Regions from separate parts of the Mus musculus genome. Here region 2 is linked to region 1. A link is a contact called in ENCODE POLR2A ChIA-PET data. All regions are on one chromosome and are shown on one strand. Each heading gives the region's core, a stretch centred on a gene start or an enhancer-like site at or near the end of the contact. The rest is flanking DNA. Distances are from core to core; before and after follow the strand shown.

The links. ChIA-PET counts read pairs that join two places held with the same protein, here RNA polymerase II (POLR2A).
Region 2: POLR2A ChIA-PET joins it to region 1 with 10 read pairs in embryonic stem cell. The contact joins the promoter of Klf1 here to the enhancer-like site in region 1. POLR2A ChIA-PET finds 5 or more read pairs at or near these places in 4 of 5 experiments (Patski and embryonic stem cell).

What each region holds. Positions count from the first base shown.
Region 1 is chr8:84,814,211-84,817,245 of GRCm38, forward strand. Dand5 (DAN domain family member 5, BMP antagonist) reads right to left here. Exons shown (of 2, transcript NM_201227.3): 2 at 1,195-2,323. The coding sequence ends at 2,078. Among named protein-coding and RNA genes, the nearest start is that of Dand5, 7.1 kb to the right of the region's middle. Within about 2 kb of position 1,486, at least 1 of the 3 ENCODE cell types and tissues checked has a DNase peak (open chromatin) inside an H3K27ac peak, as active enhancers do.
Region 2 is chr8:84,900,493-84,903,527 of GRCm38, forward strand. It overlaps Klf1 (Kruppel-like factor 1 (erythroid)), which reads left to right and starts at 1,490. Exons shown (of 3, transcript NM_010635.3): 1 at 1,490-1,623; 2 at 2,197-3,010. The coding sequence starts at 1,537.

The DNA of each region.
Region 1 (3,035 bases), core at 236-2,735:
CATTGCCATTTCTCTCCATCCACCCCACCAAACCTTCAGACACACAGCCACCACTCAGAAACAAACCCTGAGATTTCCAATCCTGTGCCCAGTCACACTAGGAAGAAAAGCAAAGGAGGCTGGGATGAGTATGTGTATACTCATATTGTGTGAGAACACACAAACGCATGCGCACACACGCGCGCGCGCGCACACACACAAACACACACACACACACACACACAGTGCAGAGAAGCTCCCTGCCTTGGCAGCTACACAGCCCCTGGGAACCAGACCCCAGGGATGGGGCTCACCGTGCACCCCCTTATCCACCCCAGCCCTCCCCTGCCTGGCCGGCTGGCGAGCTTTAATACAGATGCCAAACTCATAATTGTAACTGAGGGTGACAGGGTCACCTTGAGCCCCAGATGCTCGCACGATGACAGATGGCGTTGGCAAACCTGATTAGCGGCCCCCGGTGCCAGAGCCTGTGGCACCTGCCTCCCCGCCCCTCCCCCACTCCCCCAGCACTCATTACCCACCCATTACTGGGCCTGGGGGGCAGCAGCAGGGGCCGACTGGCACTGCCTGGGAGGGCGCAGTGACTCTGCCTCCCCCCTGGCACCAAGGTTCCCAGCTGGCTCTCCAGGCTGGCAGGAGGTGGGCACAGCTGAGGTGGAGGGATGCAGGCATCTTGTGCCCGCCAGAAAAGGGGTGCTTGGGTTGAGCTGCCAGCTCAGACACTGCATGAGCTTTACCACCAAGCTCTAGGGACAGGCAGGAGGGCGCTCTCCCCGGCCCCCCAGGGCTCCATGACCCTCTCTCTAGGACAGTCTTGGGAGCTGGCAGCCAAGCAGGTTCCCACCCCTCTGTTCAGGCCTGTAAGGTCAGGGGTCGAAGCTCCCACGCTGTGCTGTCCCATCTGTTTCCTTGTGGGGGGCCCTCCTGTTCCCCCTCACCTGGATCTTTCCTTCCTGAAGCAGGAAGAGGGCCAGGGAGGGGGGAAGTTGACCAGCTCCCTCTACCCAGCACTGGGGGGGCATTTGAAGCGACGCTGCCACATGTCTCTGAGTCTCTGCCAGACGGGCCCATCTGCCAGAGCCCTGTTTCCAGCCGCCCAGAGCTAGGCTGCCTGGCTGCCACACACCCTGCCCCCCAGCTGAAGAGGGAGCCCCCCACCCAGGAAACCCTAGTCAGAAAGAAGCACGCACAGCTGGACTTGGCCAACCTTTATGGTTCCCACGGAATGCCAGGCTGGGCATGAGGCTGCTGCGGGGTCTCGGGTGGGGCAAAAAGGGAAACCCCTGGCTACTGTCGATGAGAGAGGCAGCTGCACACATGCGGGGTCGCCTCTGGTTGGGGCCAGGTTTTCCTAGCAGCTGCTTCCTGCTTGCCTGCCATAGTTTGTTGCTGTTGTTGTTGCTGCTGCTGCTGTTATTCTGGTGTCCCCAGAACAGGGTCATCTTTGCTGAGTGTCCAGGTTTGGGTAGTGCTGTCATCATAACAGTTGGGAGTGTCTGTCTTGGACACTGGGACGCGGTGCCACCTAGTGGCTAAAAGCGGAACCCCAGGCTGGGGGAGGAGCTCAGCAGGGAGCTGTGCTGCGCGTGCGTCAGGGCTGTGTCTGAAGCCCTCTCCCTATTCCACCCCTCTCCAAAAGTGACAGTGCCTAAATAGCTTCGGTTTCCTCATCTGTAAAATGACCCATGGTGAAATTCTACCTTGCGGGACTGCTGAGGATTCCTGAGGAGGACGTGAGTTAGTGATTGTGGCATGAATGTTCCCTCTCACACAGGGCTAATCATACACTATAGCTAATTTTCACCTTTTTTTAACCTCCACATATCACATACGAATAGAACCCAGGGCTTCATGCATGCTAGGCAAGCCCTCTCCCACTGAGTTATACCCTAGCCCCACATTCTACGACTATTAGTGGTCTAAACCCATGACTGGGGGACCATGTCTAGTATTCTGGCCCTGTCCAATTCTGCTCTCTTGACCCGATGCACATCATTCAGGTCACGTCTTTCTATTGCGTCTCCTGCTTCTTGCCAAGGTTCATTCATGTCCTGCGCATTCCTCTAGGATGCTCAGCTCACAGCTTCGGGCGGCACTGACACTTCTGGACCAATACCGTGGAAATCCTCACCCGCCGAGGGGAGGCTAATTGGCCAGCTCCACACCACAGCGTCACCGATGTCCAGCGCTTTCGAGCCGGCACACAGCTGTTGCAGAAGACTACAGGGGTGGGATCCGAGCTGGGAATGTAGAAGGAGGAACAGCGGCCAAAACAGAGATGATTAAGGACCCGGGCACTTGTGCAACCAGGCCTGGAGATCACCTGCAAACAGAGACAGGGACAATCAGCACTGTGGAGTCTAGGACTAGAGGAACAAGAATGGTTACCATCCACTTCTAAGCGGACAGAAAGATGTCGATGCTGAAGGCTGGAGGCTGTTTCAATCCTCCTAGTTGTGTGGCCCGAAGCAACTTACTCGACCTTTCCACACTCTTGCTTGCATAAAATCTTCCAAATCCGAGGCTGGTGAGAGTCATAAAATGATGTGGTGCAAGCATGAAGACCCCCAGCGCTCACATAAAATGGGACACACACCTGTAATCTCAACCCTGAGAAGGTGACGACAGAAGGCTCCCTGGGGCTTGCTGGCCAACCCAGCCTAGCTGAATTGGTGAGCTCCTGGGTTCAATTCTCAGCGCCTGTATGGCAACTCACAACTTCTCCATTTCAGAGGATTTGACAACTCTTTTTGGGCACCAAACATATGTATAGGACACACATATATGCATACAAAACACCCATAGAATTAATTTTATTTACTTGTTTGTTTGTTTATTATTTTAAGACAGGGTTTCTCTGTGTAGCCCTGTCTGTCCTGGAACTCACTCTGTAGACCAGACAGCCTTCAACTCAGAGATCTGCCTGCCTCTACCTCTGCCTCTCCCTCTGCCTCTCCCTCTGCCTCTCCCTCTGCCTCTGCCTCTCCCTCTGCCTCTGCCTCTGCCTCTGCCTCTGCCTCTGCTTCTGCCTCTGC
Region 2 (3,035 bases), core at 240-2,739, 86 kb after region 1:
TATCCAGTGAGCACCAGGTATCTTCCCGTTTCCATCTGTCTAGCACTAGTCTTAGACATGCACAGTGACACTTGGCTTTTGTGTCAGTGCCAGGGATCTGAACCTAGGTCTTTATGCTTTTCTTTTAAAGTTAATACGGTGCAAGCACTCCATGAAGCTAAGTCCCCAGCACTGTTTTACCCTTGTTGTCGTCTTTCGAGACAAAGACTATGTAGCCCTGGTTGTCCTGGAACTTATTATGTAGACCAAACAGACCTTTCAAATTCATAGAGATCCACCAGCCTCTGCTTTCCAAGTGCTGGGATTAAAGGCATCACTACCATGCCTGACTAGGTACCATTTTCTATAATGGATCTGATGTCCCCTATGGACACCGAGCAATGATGGTGTATGTGTGATATTATTGTACCCGTGACACCCCATTTCCCTACCCTGACTCATAGGGCACCAGAATAGAAGTATGGGAATAGCAGGCCATCTATCATGGGGTCCCGCACACAATGAGCCGTTAGGCAGAGTCAGGGCTGAGCTCTTCTGAACGGCATACTAGCTGCAGCTCCATCTATGGGTCCTAGCCCACCACACTGTAAACTTCCTAGCCATCCCCTTCAGCTCCATGCAGTAGCCAGTGAGGGTCCTCAGAGCCCCAGAGTGGGCTGATTTGAGGGGACTCCTTTTGCTAAACAGCTCAGACCTCAACACAACAGAGCAATTCAAAGCTAAAATAATTTGTGGCACCAACCCCCAGCTCTTCTGCTCAAGGAGGAACAGAGCTATGGTTGTTCTGGGCCCCCTACCTGATAGCGGCCTGAAACATCTGGTGTGTCTGATAATGCCTGAAAGGGAGCCGGTGCCAAGGCCCGCCACTAGCACCGTTGCTGCTGTTGTCTGGGAGAGTAAGGACTGCAGTGGTCTCCATGGGGGTCAAAGGGTCCCAAAGACCTTTCCCAAGAAATCTATCCTTCCTGGTCCACTCCTTGGAGAGAGACTTGAAACCAAACCAGAGGGGTCTTCTCAGTCCTGTGGGAGGTGGGGTGGGGGTGGGGAGCAGCGACCAGGACTTTTCTTTACCCAACCTGAATCCTAAAACTTTGAAGCCCCTATTCCTTGACATCTGATTGACTTTACATACAGGGTTGGTTTTCAGGGACCAGTTTGAAAACAGGCCAGGGTGAGGTCTATTCCTTGAAAGTGACACATCACAACTTTAATCCCAGCACTCAGGAGACAGAGGTAGGCAGATGTCTGTGAGTTCTAGGCCAGCCTGGTCTACATAAGCCAGTCCAGGACAGCCAGGGCTCAGTTACACAGAGAAACCCTGTTTCGAAAACCTTAAAAAAAAAAAAAAAGAAGCACACCACACACATATCGCACACACCCCTCCTTTGCCGTTTTGCTTTGCCTGGGTCTTATCAGGGAAGACAGCCAATCAGATGTGGGCAGACAGGAGCCCTCCAAGAAACTTTCCTAGCCTCATAGCCCATGAGGCAGAAGAGAGAGAGGAGGCCTGAGGTCCAGGGTGGACACCAGCCAGCCATGGCCTCAGCTGAGACTGTCTTACCCTCCATCAGTACACTCACCACCCTGGGACAGTTCCTGGACACCCAGGAGGACTTCCTCAAGGTGGGGCCAGTGTGAGTGTGTGGGAGGGGGCAGGTGGTCTTGCATAGGGCATAGTGCTTAGGGGTGGGGCGTCTATCTTACTTTAATATCCTCTGCTCTGTTTTTTGGGGGTGGAGGAGTGGGAGAGCCTCTGAGCCTTGTTTGGGGGAGATGTTCTAGGGGTCTGAGATCAAGGTGAGGCCTATTTCTCCAACAGGAAGCAGAATTCTAAGCTCTATATCTTAAGAGACTAGGCTCATAGAGACAAAGGTCCAGATAAAGGTGTCCTGGGATTTCCAGGCTTTGAGCTGTAATTTTCTGGGCTATGTGAAGACAGGGAAAGGCTAGGGAAAACGGAGTCGAAGCTGTCCCCTTTGACTCAGAACTCTGCAACCCCTTCTCCCATCCTGAATACTATTCTTGGTAAGTGTCTTAGCTGTCTCTAGCAAGACCTAATGGAGTTGTCTGGAGCTGAGAAAGGGGTTAGGGGAACCGTGTGGGTAAATGACAGGCACCAACGGTGTTTCCAGCCAGGGTTGTTTGAGGGCCAGGTACCCAGTGCCTACCATTCAAGCAGTACGCTCCCTCCCGCAGTGGTGGCGGTCTGAGGAGACGCAGGATTTGGGGCCGGGGCCCCCGAATCCCACGGGGCCGTCCCATCACGTGAGTCTGAAATCGGAGGACCCTTCCGGAGAGGACGATGAGAGGGACGTGACCTGTGCGTGGGACCCGGATCTTTTCCTTACAAACTTTCCAGGTTCCGAGTCTCCCGGCACTTCCCGGACCTGTGCCCTGGCGCCCAGCGTGGGGCCAGTGGCACAGTTCGAGCCGCCTGAGTCTCTGGGCGCCTATGCGGGTGGCCCAGGGTTGGTGACTGGGCCTTTGGGCTCCGAGGAGCACACAAGCTGGGCGCACCCGACTCCGAGACCCCCAGCCCCTGAACCCTTCGTGGCCCCTGCCCTGGCCCCGGGACTCGCTCCCAAGGCTCAGCCCTCGTACTCCGACTCGCGAGCGGGCTCCGTAGGGGGCTTCTTCCCGCGGGCGGGGCTTGCGGTGCCCGCAGCTCCAGGCGCCCCCTATGGGCTGCTGTCGGGATACCCCGCGCTGTACCCCGCGCCACAGTACCAAGGCCACTTCCAGCTCTTTCGCGGGCTCGCGGCGCCTTCTGCTGGTCCCACGGCGCCCCCTTCCTTCTTGAATTGTCTGGGACCTGGGACTGTGGCCACAGAACTCGGGGCCACTGCGATCGCCGGAGACGCAGGCTTGTCCCCGGGAACTGCGCCGCCCAAACGCAGCCGGCGAACTTTGGCACCTAAGAGGCAGGCGGCACATACGTGCGGGCACGAAGGCTGCGGGAAGAGCTACACCAAGAGCTCGCACCTCAAGGCGCACCTGCGCACGCACACGGGTAAGGGCGGGGCCAGACGGGCGGG